Regions from separate parts of the Mus musculus genome. Here region 1 is linked to region 2. Evidence: chromatin loops called from intact Hi-C (ENCODE). Cell type or tissue: left cerebral cortex. All regions are shown on one strand. Each heading gives the region's core, and the rest is flanking DNA. Links, peaks and the distances in the headings are about the cores only.

Region 1 (9,768 bases), core at 1,556-6,555, 180 kb before region 2:
TCCATCACTGGCTTGGTGCTCGTAGACTGTAGAATAGACTAGGTTGGGTAACTGGAATTGTAATTATATTATACTTCACCTGGTCTCCCCCATCCCAAAGAGGTATTGGGAATAGAATTCAAGAAGTTGTATTTGTGTGGCAAGCACTTTACAGACTGAATCATTTCTCTAGCTTCTGAAATTTATAGACTGTGAACTAAAAACCCTTAAGTCCATAGTGATAGCAACGAGAAGGAATGGTGTGGGGGTGGGGAAAGACCTCACCGTTCACTGTTTGAGGTCCTAAGTAAATAAACTAACACTTAGCTTTGGAGTATAGAGAACAGAGAAAGGTTTAACCCACTTTTGAGAAAGGCTGGACTTCAGGGCAACCCAAAGGGCCCAGTGGTGAACTGTCCCGAGTCAGCACCATCTTAACAACACTTCACACCTGGCTAAAATACAGACCACCAATGAACTTGTGAGGATACTTAATCAGTGACTACTGGGAAACAGGGCATCTGTGCGGGGGCCACCGTAAGCCCGGAGACTGGTTTCTGGTTGCAGTGAAGAGATCAACATGCCGCTCCACCCCAGTGGCCTCTCTTAGCATCTCTAGGTTGTCAAAGAGATCTCACCTGATACTGAAGTAACACGCACAAGGCAGAATGCATTCTAGCCTGAGGCATTTACATAGAATGGAGACTTTATATTCCATTTAAGAAATAAGCTTACCAATAGAAGAATGAAACAGATGACCTCAGAACTTGAGTTGTGATTATTTTCCTCATGGCGCACAATCTCCTAGGTAAGTCGGCGTCCCGGCTGGATCAGAGTCCTGGGGAAATAACCAGATGCAAAATATAGTCTCAAAATAGATTATGTTTCGAACAAGCCACATATACATGGTTTTTAAGACACTGAAAGGATGTTTTGAAATAAACTGGTTTATTATTATACTTAACCCCTTTAGAAAATTAGGGGAAGCCGGGCATGGTGGCACACGCCTTTAATCCCAGCACTTGGGAGGCAGAGGCAGGTAGATTTCTGAGTTCAAGGCCAGCCTGGTTTACAAAGTGAGTTCCAGGACAGCCAGGGCTATACAGAGAAACCTTGTCTCGAAAAAAACAAAAAAACAAAAAAGAAAGAAAATTAGGGGAAATACTGCTTTAGTTTCACAAGGAAAAAATGCTTTCATCTTAAAAAGAAATAACCAAAATATTAATGGTGAAATGTAATAATAACTAAAGTTTCCTTTAAAACAATGTATGACACATGCAAATTTTAGATATCTAGGACATAATTAGAAAAATATTTTTCCAGTGAGTTATTTTTTATAATAGAACACTGTATTCTTTACAGTGTATTGGAAAGCTTTCATATAGATGAGTGGTTGAGATAGAAACTAGTCAGGTAGGGCAGGGATCCCAGAGCAATAGTTCCAACTGAGAACGTCCTTGCTGGAGGCCAAGAATGTCAGGGCAGAGTTTTGGTTCCAGTTTCTCTGTCAAGTCCTAAATGAGCACCTCTGCCCGAGGCTGCGGATGACTACGTGACTGAAACTGAGCAGGGCACCTGGACACCTTGTGGTTGGGCCAACTGGACCGACCAGCTCACCTCCTTTCCCGAGCCTCTGTCTAGTTTCTACCACAAGTCCTTGAAGGAGCCCCCAGATCAGCTGCTCACTGGTATCTTACTTCTCCACCTTCTGTCCTCTCCCATCCCCTCTGATCGCTCTCCTTCTGAGATCCGCAAGCTTGGGATAGCTTTCGGCATTGTCAATTTTTCTGGAACCCTAGTTCCACAAGCAAAGCGCACCGAGATCGAAGAAAAACTCTGCCATTCTCAAAAACACCCCAGTATTTCCATATGGGTGTCTTTGGGGACTGTCCTTTGATCACCCTAAACTGTTGTTCTACCTAGCCGTGAGGAAACACTGTGCCACGGATGACAGAGTGATGTGTTTGTTTAACTAAGTGCTGTTGGAGTGTTATTATGCCTCCCCAGTGAGAAATCACTCCAAGCACTTAGAGATAAATAAAGGAAAAAAACTCTTCAATAATAGCCGCCACTAGCTCAGGCTTCTGTGTGGAAGAGAACCCACCTGAACAGAAATCCCTGTCAACTTAACGTAGCTTTGCAGTCCCAAGTTACACTTTGAGCAATTAAACATGATTTACGGAGACAGTAATTCCATGGCTCGGTTGTTTAGACAAACGGGGAGATTAATGATGCAGAAATTATCTCAGAGACTGACCTCGGCTGCCTTTCCCAGGGCAGCTGTCGGCCAGGGTCACCCTAGTCGCCTGGCAAAATGTAAGCTCTCCCTGATAAGGGAGGGCTTGATTAGTGGCTGTCAGCCAGGTTTGGGTTCTTTAAGCCGCCCAAGCCCAACAGAGACAAAGCTCCCGCAGCTGAATTGTACTTTTGTGTAACTTAGCATTTTTTAAGTGAGCTTATTGGTAAATCCTTCATAATAACACTTCATTATTTCCATTTCCCTCTTTAGTGTCACACACTGAGAAACTCGGAAGAGCAGAAAGGCACCTTCTCACAGTTTTGCAGGCAAAAAAAAAAAAAAAAAAAAAAAAAAAATCACTAGACTTGGCAGAAACTCTACCTTCTGCAGGTTGTGGAGACCATTCAATGCTTCTTCTCAGCTTCTGGGCTGTGCCAATGATTTGGGGGGGCTCCTTAGTTTATAGAAGCATCAATCACACCAATCACAGATGCCCCTGTACCAGCCATCCAGTCAGGGTTCTCTAGAGAAGCAACTTTTGGCGCGCGCATGCGCACCTGTGACTTATTAGAGCGGCTTTCAGACTGTGGTCCAGCTGGTCCAACAGTGGCTGCCCACAAAGGGGAAGTCCAAGAACCCAGTAATCCACAAGGCTGGATGTCTCAGGTGCTCTTCAGTGCATGTTGGAATTGCAAAGAAGTAGGCCCTCATAGCAGTGAAGAAATGAACTTGCCAGTGAGAGGGAGGGAAAGCAGACAAAGAGCAGAATCTTCCTTCCTTCTACCATGCCCCGTGTGACAGGCTGCCAGCAGAAGGTGTGGCCCAGGGTGAAGGTGGATCTTCTACACTCAAATGACCCAATCAAGAAAAACCCCTCACAAGTCTGCCCAGTTTCGTTAAGCTGACAACCAAGGACAGCTATCACATCTCCCTACCCTATTTGAGGGGACAGAATTTCCTATCATGCAGGTGACTCTGAACTCTCCATCTTTCTGTTTCCACCTACAATCTCTGGGGTTGCAGGCATGCTTGGCCACGCTCAGCTCAGCTCTCTTCCCACCCCACCCCCCTTCTAGAAACAGTACTGGATTGAAGCCCATCCAAATTACCTCATTTTAACTTAACTACACCCATAAAGACCCTGTCTCCAGTTAAGGCCACATTCTGCAGGCTGCGGTGGCCTGCGATTCTAGGATGCTAAGGCAGGATGAAAAGAGTTTAAGGTATCTTGGATTAGTTAGATAGTAAGACCTCGTCTCAAAACAAAACAAAATGGAGGATTGCACTCTCGAGTTCCTGGGAGCACAGCAGGACTTCAATGTACTCAAGCCGTGTCAGTGATGGAGAGAAAAGCCTGAAGCTGTGACCTCTGGAAGTCACTACCCAGAGGATGGTGTTGCATATGGGGCTCACTCCTGCTAGCTTATCACATTTCCTGAAATTGAAACACAGGTTGGGTGCTCTACTCCCAAGAAGAGCTAACAATACAATGTAGCTGGTGCTGGCCATGCTCGCACAAGCACAATGTAGCTGGCCTCCATGCACACAGGGAGCCAGGAGTGCAACCATTTCTTGCCTCTCACTGGAGCAACACATTTTTCTTTTGCCCTAAAATTCCAAGAATCCGCCAAAACTCATTCATTATATTGCACTACAAAAATACTTTCCCTATTTCTCTTGAGAGTGAGTTAGATTTCCTTAAGAAATGTCTTGATCTATCCCTTAGGACTGGGCTCCACAACTTTGCCCTTTGATTGGTAGTGGTTTTCTGTGATGGTCTCTGCCTGATGCAGTGGTGAGGTGGGGCATATGGGAGGTGTTGGTGGGAAGAAAGGGAAGGGGGACTGTTGTCATTGTATCATCTTATCAAGAATGAAATATTTTCTTTTGAAGAGAGAATTGTCTTGATTCTGAAAAGTGGCCTTTGCTCTCACCTCAACTCACAGCAGGTGATCTTCAGTCTTTTGTCTTTTTGTTTGAACAATGTTGATAATAAAAAAGAAGATAAAGTAATATTATCTAATGATTATGTCCCTCTAGTACCTGGATATGGAAACACAGTATATACATCTTCAAACTTTGTTATTAAAATGTACTGCACAAGAGGGCGCTAGATTAACATATAATAATAAGACAGCCCCACAAAAAGACCCATGCACACAAATTAACATTAGCCTACACTACCTTTGAGTCATTGTTTGTTTCACAGCTGAGAATTGGAAATATTTACTTGCTGAAGACATTCCTCATATAACTCAGTATGTTCACATCTGAGAACTGCAGTGTCTTTGAATAAATCCCCAACACACAAGTGATTTAGAAGCAAAGGCGTTTCCCTCACAGGTTGTGGGACTCCAACACTTCTCCAGCCTCTGAGGGTGGGCCAGTGACTTTCTGGCTCCTTAATGTATAGAAACACCAATCACACCAATGTGGCCTTCATCTTCACAGATGTGCCTGGGCTTGGTGAGGATTCTCTAGCGAGTCCTAGAACAATTGTGTGTGTGTGTGTGTGTGTGTGTGTGTGTGTGTGTGAGAGAGAGAGAGAGAGAGAGAGAGAGAGAGAGAGAGAGAGAGAGAGAGAGAGAGAGAGAGAGAGAGAGAGAGAATTATAGTTTATTTAGAGTTTATTTTGTATGGGTTTGTGCATGTTTGCATATATGCATGTGCTTGTGTGTATACATGCAAGTGGAGGCCAGAGGTCATCACACACACATACTACACTACACACTACATGCACATAAACACACACATGCCTGGCAAATACATGCCTATCACTCCATCTGAAATAGCAATGAGATCTTAAGTTATTAAGCCTTTTACTATCCATATAATGTGTGCTATTAAGCAATTAGAGGCAGCTGTCAAAATAAATTAAGTAAACTTTACCAGTGGTGCAGCATGCCCTTAAAAAGGTTATTCATCTCCATGGTGAATCAGTTTAAATCTGGACGAGAATTATGCGGAGTGCACACAGCATCTTGGAAGGCTTGCTCTTAACACTTCTTCCTGCAGAGATATTTATAGGTGCTTTGAGGAAGAAGAAACCAGCAAAAGTTTTAGGAATATGAACAAATGTATGGAAACATCCATGTATCATTCCAAATTTGCCTAGTTTAAGCATTTACAATACAAAGATTTGTGTTTATGTAGAGAAAGAAATTCTTAAGCTGTAAATAAAGCCCAAGAGGAAACTGGGCCACAGTGATAAATCCACTACTGTAGTCAAGTCGTCCACTGGATGATGAATTTATTTTTTATTTTTTAAATTCTAAATGTGTGTATAGTGGTGTGTGTGTGTGTGTTTGTATGGTGTGGTGTATATGTGTACACATGATGTGGTGTGTGTGTATCTTTGTATAGTGTGATGTGTATGTGTGTACATGATGTGGTGTGTGTGTATATGGTGTGGTATGTGTGTGGGTATGTTGTATGTGTGTTGTGGTGTATGTGTGTGTATAGTGTGGTGTGTGTGGTGTGGTGTGTATGTGTGTGCATGATGTGGGCTATGTGTTTGTATGGTGGTGTGTCTGTATGGTGTGGTATGTGTGTGGGTATGTTGTATGTGTGATGTGGTGTATGTTTGTATATGTGTGTGTAGTGTGGTGTGTGTGGTGTGGTGTATGTTTGTATATGTGTGTGTAGTGTGGTGTGTATGTGTGTTCATGATATGGTGTGTGTATGTTTGTCTGGTATGATATGTATGTGTGTGCATGAGGTGGTATGTATGTGTATGTGTGTGTGTGTGTGTGGTATATGAGGGGTGGTGTGTATATGGTACGATATGTGAGGGATAGTGTGTGTGTGTGTGTGTATGTGTGTGTGTGTGTGGTGTGGTGTGCATGTGGTATTTGTAGTGTGTGTATGGTATGATGTGTTGTATATGCGCACTTTGTGTATTGTATGTGTGTATGGTGTGGTATGCTGTGGTGTGGTATGTGTGCTCTGTGTGTGTATGGTGGGGTATGTGTCTGTCTGTCTGTCTGTCTGATGTGGTGTCTGTGTGTGTTGTGATGTATATATGTTTATGGTATGGTATGCGTGTATGGTGTGATGTGTGCATGTGTTTATGTGTGGTGTATGTGCATGCCACAGCATGCATGTAGATATCAGGTAGAAGGTTGTGGGGGTCAGTTCTCTCTGTCTTTCCTCCATGCAGTTCCTGGAGACTGAACTCAGGTCATCAGGTTTAGCAGCAAGAGCCTCTAACCAATGAGCTATCTTTCCAGCGCAATAACCAGGATTTTTGTATTTTTTTTTCTTTACTAACTCTTTTTCATTACACTGTGTGGATGCTGGACTAGGTGGATTTGGGTCTAAATCCCAAACCCTGAAGCCTAATTTTCTTACCTCTAAAGTAGGACTAATATTCCTACTTGGTATGTGGAAATTGCCATTTTAAATCAGATAATGTTTGCACTTTACACAGATCAAATAATAATATCCGCTGTGTTTTCAGGCTGTCTTGCTTTTGGCCTCTCTCAGCCTCCTTACATTCTGTTTTAATTGGTTTATTGAAATGTCGGCTGCCCGTCCTGTTGGATGATTTGTTGCTTTCACTCATCTCCTCTTGGTGCCTCCCTGGACCACCCCACTCATGCCCTACAGTTATTCTCACCAACCCTTGGGGGCTGCTCTGCGAGAGCCATGTAGAACAGTTAAATGCAGCGTGCACTTAGCGTTCGTAGGGTGTTCAAAGCCATACTCATTTTCTTGTGTTCATTTCAGCTCTGCGGAGGGTGCAATATCGTACTGTAACTTGTCGTATTAGGCAGAATTGTCTTGTTGTGTGTATGTGTCTGTGTAGAGGTGTTTTGCTGTATGGACGTCTGTGTACCGCTTGCATGCCTAGTGCCCTTGAAGGCCAGAAGAGAGCATTGGAGCCTCTGGAACTGGAGCTACAGTTGTAAGCTGAATGAAAGCACCGGGAATCATCCTCTGAAGGAGCAGCCAGTGCTCTGTAGCTGCAGAAGCAGTTTTTAATAAGCTATCCAGAGAATCTCCACCTCTTTTTGTTTTTTTGTTTGTTTGATTTATTTTTATGTGATCATTAGAGGTTCCATACATTTAGCTAACAATACTGTTCAGAAAAGTGGACCACACAGAGTCCTAATAGAGCAACCCTGTATTTAAGGTGTATTTGGGGGTCTGGAGAGATGGCTCAGTGGTTAAGAGCACAAATTGCTCCTCCAAAGGTCTTGAGTTCAACTCTGGGAATCCACAAGTCAGCACTTAACTGTCTGACACTATCTTCTGGTGTGCAGATGTACATACAAAGTACCCATATACGTAAAATACATAAATAAATCTTAAGGCTGCTCTCAAACTACATATTATGACTGTTTGGAAAATATGAATTTGACTACAGAAAAACTATTTTCTGTCCATTTTGAAACTATGTGTCTTTAACACTTCTGCAAGCAATCAAATCCAATTATATATATGTATATATATATATATATATATATATATATATATATGGCCTTGAACTCAGAAATCCGCCTGCCTCTGCCTCCCAAGTGCTGAGATTAAAGGCATGCACCACCACCGCCCGGCCAAATTCAATAATATTATTTTCTCAGAACGGATCTTTTTTTTTTTTAAGATTTATTTATTTATTTATTTATTTATTTATTAATTATATGTAAGTACACTATAGCTGTCTTCAGACACTCCAGAAGAGGGAGTCAGATCTTGTTAGAGATGGTTGTACGCCACCATGTGGTTGCTGGGATTTGAACTCAGGACCTTCAGAAGAGCAGTCAGTGCTCTTACCCGCTGAGCCATCTCTCCAGCTTCCCAGAACAGATTTTATAGTGTATTCTTTGTTAATTAAAAGCAGAATTCTAAACAGCAAGGAACAACTCACAGTCATTATTTTTTAACTATCTCCTTTCTCAGAGCTTCCTAAATAGAGCTGATAAACCAGTTTGTAGTCCTCTGAACTTAAAATTCTGCAGAAAATTCTGCTTCATCTACAAGGTGCCAAAAGCAGGAGCTTCATCAAGTGCAGGACTGGTCACCTTTGTTTCCGTACTGTGCTGATTCACAAGTCAAGTCCCCACTTCCTATTCACTCTCTCTCTGGACACCACGATACTGTCCTCTGGGATCCAATCCAGGCCTTGTGAGCACTGGGCAAGCACACCTCTGCTAACCTTTGTGCCTAACTCAGCCTTGAGCCTTTGCAAAGCTTGTAGAAAGCGTTCCTGATGAGAAAGATTGCTGACACAACCAGGAGGGATGCTACCGTCGACAGGGGCTCCTCTTGCTGTGTTAAATAATTTCCCATATCTTTGCCGTCCAGATCTGCCTTCTGCTGTGCAATTTCCATCACAATATAGCAGATTGGAGGTAATATTGGGTTTGCAGAGCACAGCGGGCTTGAGAACTACTGCAGTAGCAAAAAATCTCTGCTTCAGAAACCCCCTTCTGACCCTTTCGTTTTTCCTTTTAAACAAAACAAATATTACTGAACCTTATAGGGCCCCAAGCACTGCACAAGGTTCTTCTGTATGTTGCTAATTTAGTTCACACTTGGAACCTGCAAAGATCCAAAAACCACAACAGAACGAACTGTTCTGATACCATCAGAGACGGTAATTACTAGCTCAATCATTTCCATCTCTTAGGACAGTGACTACATGTTCCACTGAGCACCAAGTCTTGATTTAAAGCTATCCCCATCCACATCCAGGTTATAGTAGGATGGCATGGGTAATTTATCTATTTTTGCCTTGGTCGGGTCCAGACCAAATAAAAGCACAAATTAGTGATTTGAGGACACTGAACTGAAAGGGATGCTGTACAAAGGTGGGGACAGGGAGTTGAGAATCAATACAAATGGAGCAGCAGACAAAAGAAGGCAATGGTGCGTGGGAGGAGAGAGCTGTCATCTGTTCAGGACAAGCAGCAGGGTTGTGCTTAGCAGAGTTTCTCAGGCTGCTGTGCAGAGAGGGTCTCGGGACGGAAGATGACTTCTGTGGCAGGTGGATGAAGGCGATCTGCTGTGGACGGGCAAGACAATGACGAGTTGTCGGGTTGTGATGGTTCATATCCACAGTCAACTTGCTACGTCTAGAATCTGCTGTGACACCCACCTCAGGGCTGTCTCAGATGGTCTATTTTTTTTTTTTATACTGGTTTACAGGTTTTACTGAAGAGGGAAGGCTCACCCTGAACGTGGGTGGCATCGTGCTGATATCCTCACTGAATCAACAGGGATGGGGAGAAAATGTACTGAGCCCTCATCCTTCTCTGCTTCCTGACTGTGTGGAATGTGACAGCCACTTCATATCCCTGACAGCTTGCCGTGATGGACTACATGGCTGCAAAATGTGGGCCACAATGAATGCTGCCTTACTCTCTGTGTGTGTGTTCTAATTTTTTATTTATTTACACTCCAGTCATTGCCTCCCCTCCTAGTCCCCCTTACACAGTTCCTCATCTCATTCCTCCTCTCCCTTGCCTCTGAGAAGTTACTTTCTCTCCCACCAAGCCTCTCCCTTCCCTGGCGCCACAAGTCTCTCTTCTCCCACTGAGGCCAGACCA
Region 2 (9,768 bases), core at 2,139-7,138:
AGTTATAAACCAAATGGATCTAACAGATATTTATGGAACACTTCATCTTAAAGCAAAAGAATATACTTTCTTCTCAGCACCTCATGGTACCTTCTCCAAAATTGACAATATAATTGTCCACAAAATAGGCCTCAACAGATACAAGAAGATTGGAATAATTCTATGTACCCTATCAGATCACAACAGACAAAGGCTGGTCTTAATTTCCAGCAAAAACAATGGAAAACACACATACACGTGGAAAGTGAACAAAGGTCTACTCAATGATAACTTGGTCAAGGAAGAAATAAAGAAAGAAATTAGAGACTTTTTAGAATTTAATGAAAATGAAGACACATCATACCAAAACTTATAGGATACAATGAAAGTAGTGGTAAAAGGAAAACTCATAGCTCTAAGTGCCTCCAAAAAGAAACTGCAGAGAGCTTGCAATAGTAGCTTAACAGCACACCTGAAAGCTCTAGAACAAAAAGAAGCAAATATACCCAAAAGGAGTAGGGAGCCGGAGAAAATCAAACTCAGGGCTGAAATCAACCAAATAGAAACAAAAAGAAGTATACAAAGAATCAACAAAACCAAGAGCTGATTCTTTGAGAAAATCTACAAGATAGATAAACCCTTAGCCAGACTAACCAGAGACAGTATCCAAATTAATAAAATCAGAAATGAAAAGGGAGAGGTAACAACAGAAACTGTGGAAATTCAAAAAATCATCAGATCCTACTACAAAAGTTTATACTCAACTTAATTGGAAAATCTGGTGAAATGGACAGTTTTCTAGACATATGCAAGTTGCCAAAGTTAAAACAGGATCAGATATACTATTTAAACTGTCCCATGACTCTGAAAGAAATAGAAGCAGTCATTAATAGTCTCCAAACCAAAAAAAAAAAAAAAGCCCAGGATCAGATGGGTTTAGAGAATTCTATCAGGCCTTTAAAGAAGACCAATACTCTTCAAACTATTCAACAAAATAAAAACAAAAGGTATATTACCCAATTCATTCTATAAAGCCACAATTATACTTATACCTAAACCACACAAAAGCCAAATGAAGAAAGAGAACTTCAGACCAATCTCCCTTATGAACATTGATACAAAAATACTCAATGAAATTCTTGCCAACCGAATCCAAGAACACTTCAAAAATGATTATTCACCACAATCAAGTAGGCTTCATTCCAGTGATGCAGGGATGGTTTAATATACGGAAATACATCAATGTAATCCACTACATAAACAAACTCAAAGGGAAAAAAAAAACCTCATGATCATTTCATTAGATGCTGAAAAGGCACTTGCCAAAATTCAGCATCCCTTCATGTTAAAAGTCTTGAAAAGATCAGGAATTCAAGGCCCATACCAAAAGCAATATACAGCAAACCAGTAGCCAACATCAAACTAAATGGAGAGAAACTTGAGGCAATCCCACTAAAACTAGGGACTAAACAAGGCTGCCCACTTGCTCCCTATCTATTCAATATAGTACTTGAAGTCCTAGCTATAGCAATCAGACAACAAAAGGAGGTCAAAGGGATATAAATTGGAAAGGAAGAAGTCAAAATATCACAAATTGCAGATGATATGATCGTATACTTAAGTGACCCCAAAAATTCCACCAGAGAACTCCTAAAGCAGATAAACAACTTCAACAAAGCAGCTGGATATAAAATTAACTCAAACAATTCAGTGGCCTTCCTCTACACAAAGGATAAACAGGCTGAGAAAGAAATTAGGGAAATGGCACCCTTCACAATAGCCACAAATAATAATTATGTTCCTTAGTGTGACTCTAACCAAGCAAGTGAAAGATCTGTATGACAAGAACTTCAAGTCTCTGAAGAAAGAAATCAGAGATCTCAGAAGATGGAAAGATCTTCCATGCTCATGGATTGGCAGAATTAATAGAGTAAAAATGACCATTTTGCTAAAAGCAATTTACAGATTCAATGCAATTCTCATCAAAATTACAACTCAATTCTTCTTAGAGTTAGAAAGAGCAATTTGGAAATTCATTTCGAATAATAAAAAACCCAGGGAAAACTATTCTCAACAATAAAAGAACCTCTGGTGGAATCACCATCCCTGACCTCAAGCTGTACTACAGAGCAATAGTGATAAAAAAAAAAAAAAACAAATACTGCATGGTACTGGTACAACGATGGACAGGAAGATCAATGGAATAGAATTGAAGACCCAGAACTTAACCCACACACATATGGTCACAAACGAGCTAAACCCATCCAGTGGAAAAAAGACAGCATTTTTAACAAATGGTGCAGGTTCAACTGGAGGTCAGCATGTAGAAGAATGTGAACTGATCCATTCTTATCTCCTTGTACAAAGCTCAAGTCCAAGCGGATCAAGGGCCTCCATATAAAACCAGATACACTAAAACTTATAGAGGAGAAAGTGTGGAAGAACCTCAAACGTATGGACACAGGGGAAATTTTCCTGAACAGAACACCAATGGCTTGTGCTGTAAGATCAAGAATCGACAAATGGGACTTCATAAAATTGCAAAGCTTCTCTAAGGCAAAGGATACGGTCAGTAAGACAAAAAGGCAACCAACAGATTGGGGAAAGATCTTTACCAATCCTATACCTGATAGAGGGCTAATATTCAATATATACAAAACAGAAAACAAAAACAAACAAACAAACAACTCAAGAAGTTAGAGTCTAGAGAACCTCAACTGAGGAATATTGAATGGCCGAGAAGCAACTAAAGAAATGTTCAACATCCTTAGTCATCAGGGAAATGCAAATCAAAACAACCCTGAGATTCTACCTCACACCAGTGAGAATGACTAAAATCAAAACCTCAGGTGACAGCAGATGCTGGTGAGGATGTGGAGAAAGAAGAAACTCCTATTGCTGGTGGGAATGCAAGCTGGTACAATCCTCTGGCTCCAGCTGCATATGTAGGAGAGGATGGACTTATCAGGCATCAATGGAAGGAGAGGTCCTTGCTCCTATGAAGGCTCAATAGATGACCCAGTGTAGGGGAACTGAGGGCAGGGAGGTGGGAGAGGGTGGGTGGGTGGAGGAACACCTCATAGAAACAGGGGAAGGGAGGATGTGATAGGGTGTTTCCTGGAGGGAGGGATACCGGGGATAACATTTGAAATGTAAATAAAGAAAATATCCAATAATAATAATAAAAAGAACATGTATCAAGAGTTTAATTTAGCTGATTAATTAATGATATAATAGTAAGATGCTTAAAGTGGTCCAAAGAGCATTTGAGAAGCTAGGCATTAACAGATAATTTAGTAAATCAATGTTAGGATGCAATTACTGGGAGAGGAGCAAAATTGGTTAATGTCCAAAACAGCAGTGGACCACATCTTTTCAAATTATCAATATAGAAACACACACACACTCTCTTGCATGCATACACGCACTCATGCACTCATGCATGCACGCATGCACACCCAGTCCTTTACTAACTCTCTACATAATAAGTATTTTCAGTGTCTTGACACAAATCTGAAGTGGAAACTTAAGGGTTCTTTGGAAAGTCCGTTGTATTGGATGGTGTTTTGCTAGGGAAAACACATTAAGGAGTGTTTTCTTGAAATGGACATAGGTGAAAGGCTAAGACCATGTGATAAGGGATTCTTTGCTAACAACATGCATGTATTGGTCTGGCTTACATTGCATAGTTGAGCTGCATTTGTCAGTACTCCATAGAGAGAAACACCAAAAAACTTCTGGTGGTGTTCTGCGGTTTCTTACCCATTCTGCAGACTCGGGCTAATTGGCAGAGTGATGTCAGCTGAAACAGATGACTGTGTTGAGGCAAGACCCATGGAGTGATGTTTGGAGGGTGCAAAAAGGACTCCACAGATAGTGAATGAGACTGAGCTAGGCTTGCTTATATAGAGAGAGCTAGCTGTGCAATGCTTGTTGGTCTCATATGTCTTCGCTGATCTTCACTTGCTGAGAGAGGCACAAGGGAGAACTTCTCCTGTCATTCCTCCTGGTCCCTTTTGCTGACTCAAGCTGAGGCTGAGGCCTAGCTATCTGTGCTAGGTCGTGCCACTGTTGCAGGGTCGTCTTTGCTCTCCCACCTCTACTGAACTGGACCACTGGTGTTAGCGGTGAAATGTTTGTGTGTCGTGGATCAAGCTGTTGCTACTAATCTGTGAATTGGAACTGAACTGCCAATTTCCAAAGTTATACAAATCTCTCCATCAACTTTTCTGCACCAACCGAGTTCTAAAATTTTCGAGGTCACAGAAAAATTGATGTTGCAATGTCTTTGAAAGATGCCTGTCTCTTTTACCCATTTCTAAGATTGATATTTGTTCCAATGATGAATTAACATGAACTTAAGACAGTGTCTACAGCAATCACTGTTGATCATCACCAATACCACCTTGCTGTATCTTGAGATCTTTAATTATTAATTAAAAGCCATTTGCTCATTGAAGGAATGGAGACAAAATGAGGGAGGGAGAAGTTGACCACTTTCCTGTTTGTGTTAGTTTTTTGCTTTCTTTTTGAGACATGGTCTCATGCAGCCTAGCTTGGCTACCAAATTACTATGTAACAAAGAGTGAACTCTTGAGCCCCCTGCCTCCCCTCCTGATTGCTGAGATTACTTCTATGCATTTGCCACTGTACCCAGTTTTGTGGTGCTAGGACCAAACCGAGGGCTTCATGCCTCACAAAGTTCTACCAGTTGAGCCATGACCCTAGCCATTTTCTAATTCAGTCACATGTGTTATTGGACGTTGAGAAAAGAAATCACAGACCAGAGGCCTTTCTTGCAGAGGGCAGAGAAATATTTTTGAAGAAATGCTTCCCTTCTCTTTGATTCTGGAACATTATGGGCTTGGAGGTGGGAGTCAATAACTTCCGGGGACAACATTTGAAAGATCTTCAGCACTTGAGCCAAGATTGGGGCCAGTGCACTGGTGAGCTGGAGGCGGTGGGAGCAGGGGAGGGGAAGACTGGGAGCCGGGCCAGAGGCAAGCATGTGAGAAGACAGTGGAGGGAGGGTTGGGCCTGAGACCTGCAGGGTGAGCAGAGCGGGTGGAGGGGGGTGGGGGAGGGGCGGGTCGTGGGCGGGGCCTGAGGCGAGCTGCTGAGCCTGAGGCAGTGAAATTGGGGGAGCCTCTTAGCCTTTTGTGAGCCGCAGAACAAAATGTATTTGAAAGGAGCTCAAAGGGGACTGCTGAGTAAGTTTTTCCAGAGCAGAAGCTAAATGGAAATTAATTGTATGAGGCTCATTATTACGCACTTAGCACGTCCCTTTCACGTCCTTTCTTTAACGTTTTGTCCAATTATGTTGTTTAATAAATTTACAGCATATTACAACAATTCTCATGGCTTCTCTTGCAACCTTCAATCCCCCCAACTCCGTTTCCTCAAAAGGTCTTAGATTCTGCAGCTCTGGTTATTTTGCTACAATAATGTCAAGAACCCTTGTGGGTTGGCAAATCTCCTTTGTGTTTCAAGGTCTTTCCAAGGGATTATGAGCTTAAAATCTGTGTTTTCCAATTTTCATTATCAACATCAGTTGCAAGAAATAATCCTCAAGGAAGGTTGGCTAGAAGTTAACAGGCTACTTACCCCAACTGTTCTTTCCACACACTTTAGCAAAATAAACCACTAGGAATCTAATTAGAGTTTTGGACCTCCTCCCTAGACGACAATGCACATTTGTTCCCATGTGCATCGTGTGGTCTAGTGCTCACTGAGACACAAAGTTGCATCGGTAGGTTGACTGAAGTTATATAAAGAGCTGCTGTTTGGGTCTTGTTTGCTTAACCTTTTACTACAGAGAATTTCAAATACACCTAAGAATAAACAGAAGGTTCGGACAAGCTTCCATATGCAGAGAATCCAACCCCCTCTGCCACTGGTGTCCTGTCAGTTCTGTGTTCTTTCTAGCCCTATTGAGTCTGTGCTCAAACCAAGTTCAATAAATAATCATGAATCTGATACACATGAGATGTGTACATTTACATATGTGTATGTTTATATCAGACCTGTGTGTATACAAATATATTCATATATACAGGCATATGTTATTAGACAGCTAGGCAGCTTTCACCAAATGTTACATAAGAATTATAACACTGGGGCTGGAGAGATGGCTCAGTGGTTAAGAGCACTGGTTGCTCTTTCAAAGGTCCTGAATTCAATTCCCAGCAATCAAATGGTGGCTCACAACCATCTGCAATGTGATCTGACTAACACCCTCTTCTGGTGTGTCTGAAGACAACTACAGTGTACTCATATACATAAAATAAATCAATAAAAAATAGTACACAAAGCTTTAAAAAAAAGAATTATAACATTGTAATCCCTTGATAGTCAAAGTAGCCCTAGAAAAACCCTTTTATTTTCTATCTCTTCTACATTTGTTGATGATATTGCACACTCCAGACCATTCCACCCCTCCCAGGTTCTCTACTGGGGCCACCTACATGTCTAACCTACTTCTTTGGGACTATTCTATGAACTATTTGATCTTTACTAGTGAAGCTTCCTAAGGATAGTTTAAGTAACAGTTACAATTATTGCATTTCTTTGTCTTTATCTACTTACATGCATTTCTGGCACACTAGTTAATTTGGGACTGGACTCTGTCCAGCTCCAACATGGTCAGCAGGGCTCTGGCAGGCCTAGCCCTTCACCCCGTTCCCTCTGCCTTGCTACAAATTGTTAGATGACTTTCCTAAAGCTCTCTCCCAAGGTCTATTCTCTTATTTGGCCACTTCCTCCTCCAGAGGCTGACTACCAAGGTCCAGCCATCAAAGTCTTAAAGTTCAGCCCTCTTTGGCTCATCTAAATAGCATGCACAATGAAACACCTCATCCCGACATGAGATTTCCCCCTTTACCAGGCCATCTTTGTCCTCCTTTGGGACAAATACCCCTTCCTCCTATCCCTTGGTCCCTTTGCCTTATCCCTCATCCTCTATCTCTGTCCTTGCCTCTTATCCCTACCCTTTTGTCCTTGTTGAGCAAAGAAATCTCCTTTGTGGTTAGAACTTGGTCTTGGGGGGTCCTGGGCTGATACCAATCCCTTCCAATTAACATACGCCCTGTTACTTCACTGAGCTGTTGAGCTAATTCCTGGACTTGCCTCTTGTGTCTTCTGGGTCATCTCTGAACAACTGTGTGGCGGGGTATGATGAGGTCATTCAAACATGCTGCTTCTTCCTTCCTCTCCTGTCTTCCCACAGCTCAGCCTCACCGCTCACATCATCAAGCAGAAATTTCAAAGTGCTCTTTTTTTTTTCCATTAGATATTTTATTTACATTTCAAATGTTGTCCCCTTTCCTGGTTTCTCCTCTGAAACCCTCCTATCCCCTACCCCTACCCCCTGCTCACCAACCCACCCACTCTTGCTCCCCTGCCCTGGCATTCCCCTACACTGGGGCATTGAGCCTTCACAGGGCCGAGGGCCTCTCCTCCCACTGATGTGCAACAAGGCCGTCCTCTGCTACACATGTTGGTGGAGCTCTTAAAGGCGCTCCATACAGGGAAGATTGAGCTAAGGCCTGCAGGTTATCCTCTGACCTCCACGTGTGCACACTGCCGCAAGCACATGCACACAAACCCAGGCACTAAATAAATGAATATTTTAAAACTAAAAAAAAAAATCCTCTGTGTTTTGCTTCTGAATGTTTATATTTACATTTTAACACAAATGTCCATGTCTCATGGTTCAGGCCTCTAAACGCAGCTAGTCAAATGTCTAAAGCCTGGGGATTATAGGTTTTGCCTAGACTACAGAAGGAGCTCAAAGAAAGCCGTGGTAACATAGCAAGATCCTACATTAACATTAAAATGGGGGTGGGTGCCGCTATAGCCATGACAGAGCACTGGCCTAGAATGTGGGAGACTTCTGGTTCTATCGCCCAGTGCACGAATGAATGGATGGACGGATAGATAAAATTTTTCAGAATTCTCTCTCTCTCCTGTCTTTAACTTCTCCATTCTGCTTCTTTTCCTATTAAGAACAGAAATAAAGAAAAGACAACCAATTTCATTTCCACCTTAGTTTTAGCTGAAACTGCCATGAAAAGGAAGGTTTAAACAATAAACATTTCTCACGGCTCTGGCAATCGAGTTCAGGATGCCAGCAGACTCGAGCGCTTAGAGGACCTTTACTCCCATGTTTGCAAAAGAAGAAGAAACTGTATTTCGTGGTCAAATGGCTCAGGCAGAAGGATTGCTGTGGTTTACGATCAGCTTGGACTCCATAGTGAGTTCCAGTCTGGCTTGGGCTACACAGCAAGACCTTGTCTCAAAACAGAGGTTGGGGGAGACTCTGGGAGCTATTGTGTGAAGAAAGGGTTCATACTACCTTACTCTCATACTCTCCAGAGATTCTGTCTGTTGGCATCAGGACCTCAGAAACCAGTGACATCACATAGGCAACTGTGCGACCTACATACTTGTTGCCAAGATAACGGCTACCATATTCCCAGAATCCATTGGACTCACCTCCCATCTTTACCTGTGACCACGTCACCATCCATATATATAAGAGGAATTCTCTCTCTCTCTCTCTCTCTCTCTCTCCCTCTCCCTCTCCCTCTCCCTCTCCCTCTCCCTCTCTCTCTCTTTTCCCCCTTCTCTTTCTGCCACCACCTTCCTTGCCCCTCTCTCTCCCAATAAACCTCTTAACATGTAGAACTGCTTTGGCCTGGTTTGTTGTGTTCAGACGTGAGCCGCTATTCTAACACATCACTGCCTCCTTTATCATCACACTGGGGCTATCCAGTGTGTAAAAGTACACATTTTGGTACCTGACTCCCCTTTCCTTTCCATAATCAAAGGCCTCAAGATGACAAACAATTCTCACCACATCTGTCACCTCATCTCCAGGATAATCATCCATCAATTCCCAAAGGGACATCCACAATGCTGCCGGACCTCAGCAGGTCTCAGACCATGCCTGCTTGTGCTTCAGGCTGTGAGGTCCTATAGTATAACTACTCCCCTCTCTGTATACACTGCTCTCTTTCAGTTTTGCCAGTTCTAGACTTTAGACTGTCATTCTTTCTTGGCCTGTGCCCACTTCTAAAGGACTTATCACTAATTGTTATAATTTATTAACTCTTCTGTCTAATCTCCATGTTAGGGCTTAGCACAGTAGAGGGATTCAATGTATATTTGTTGAATAGATATGGTAAGGTATAATGCTTTAAGTAGCAGTCATCTATCCTTGGGTCTCCTTGCCCACAGTTCCTCTATCCCTGCAAAACCACTAGTGTTATTACACATAAAATCTGAACAAAAACAACCTCTGAGCAGTTCAAAATATAATGGTTCCTATATATAGCAGAACAAGGCTCAAAATCCCAGAGCTAAGAAATTTCTACACGCCAGCCGGTAAACATTTTAAAATATGTTTACCATTCTTAACTACCAGAGAAATGCAAATTAAAACTACCCTGAGATTCTATCTCACCGTCAGAATGGCTGCCAGGACGAAAGCCAATGTGAGGAGAGAGGAACGCGTATTAACCTTTGCTGAGAAGAAATGTGGTGCAGCCGTTGAAGGTGCAAGAATACGGAGATTAGAGGATTCTCAAAATGTAAAAATAGAAGTGCTAGATAAGCCACCCAGACTACTCCTAGACACACACACTCAAGGAGCTCTATATCTTAGTCCAGAGAGACATGTGTATCCATGGTTTCTGCTGCTCCATTCACAATAGTAAGATGTAGTAGGAAACTATAAAATCCCAGCCCAGAGTTTCTACCCCACCTTGGGTTATTGAGTTCCTGGAAGAA

Evidence for each region. Hi-C counts contacts between places; a loop is a spot of excess contacts. Peaks named below come from ENCODE experiments on the same cell type or tissue, not always from the same donor. Only the 100,000 strongest peaks of a DNase experiment are listed, where the experiment ranks them.
Region 1: a loop joins it to region 2, with 2.0 times the contacts of the local background. A loop is called at or near these places in 3 of 42 quality-filtered maps.

What each region holds. Positions count from the first base shown.
Region 1 is chr10:24,956,934-24,966,701 of GRCm38, forward strand. Gm36228 (a long non-coding RNA gene) reads right to left here and starts at 3,007. Exons shown (of 5, transcript XR_871528.3): 1 at 2,600-3,007; 2 at 715-817. In left cerebral cortex, for the core only: a CTCF peak has its summit at 4,332 (motif pointing right); DNase peaks (open chromatin) are centred at 4,414 and 5,187.
Region 2 is chr10:25,135,367-25,145,134 of GRCm38, forward strand. All of the region lies in intron 3 of Gm36313 (a long non-coding RNA gene), which reads right to left. Among named protein-coding and RNA genes, the nearest start is that of Gm36313, 14 kb to the right of the region's middle. In left cerebral cortex, for the core only: no CTCF peak of the experiment used is centred there; a DNase peak (open chromatin) is centred at 4,976; H3K27ac peaks cover 875 bases.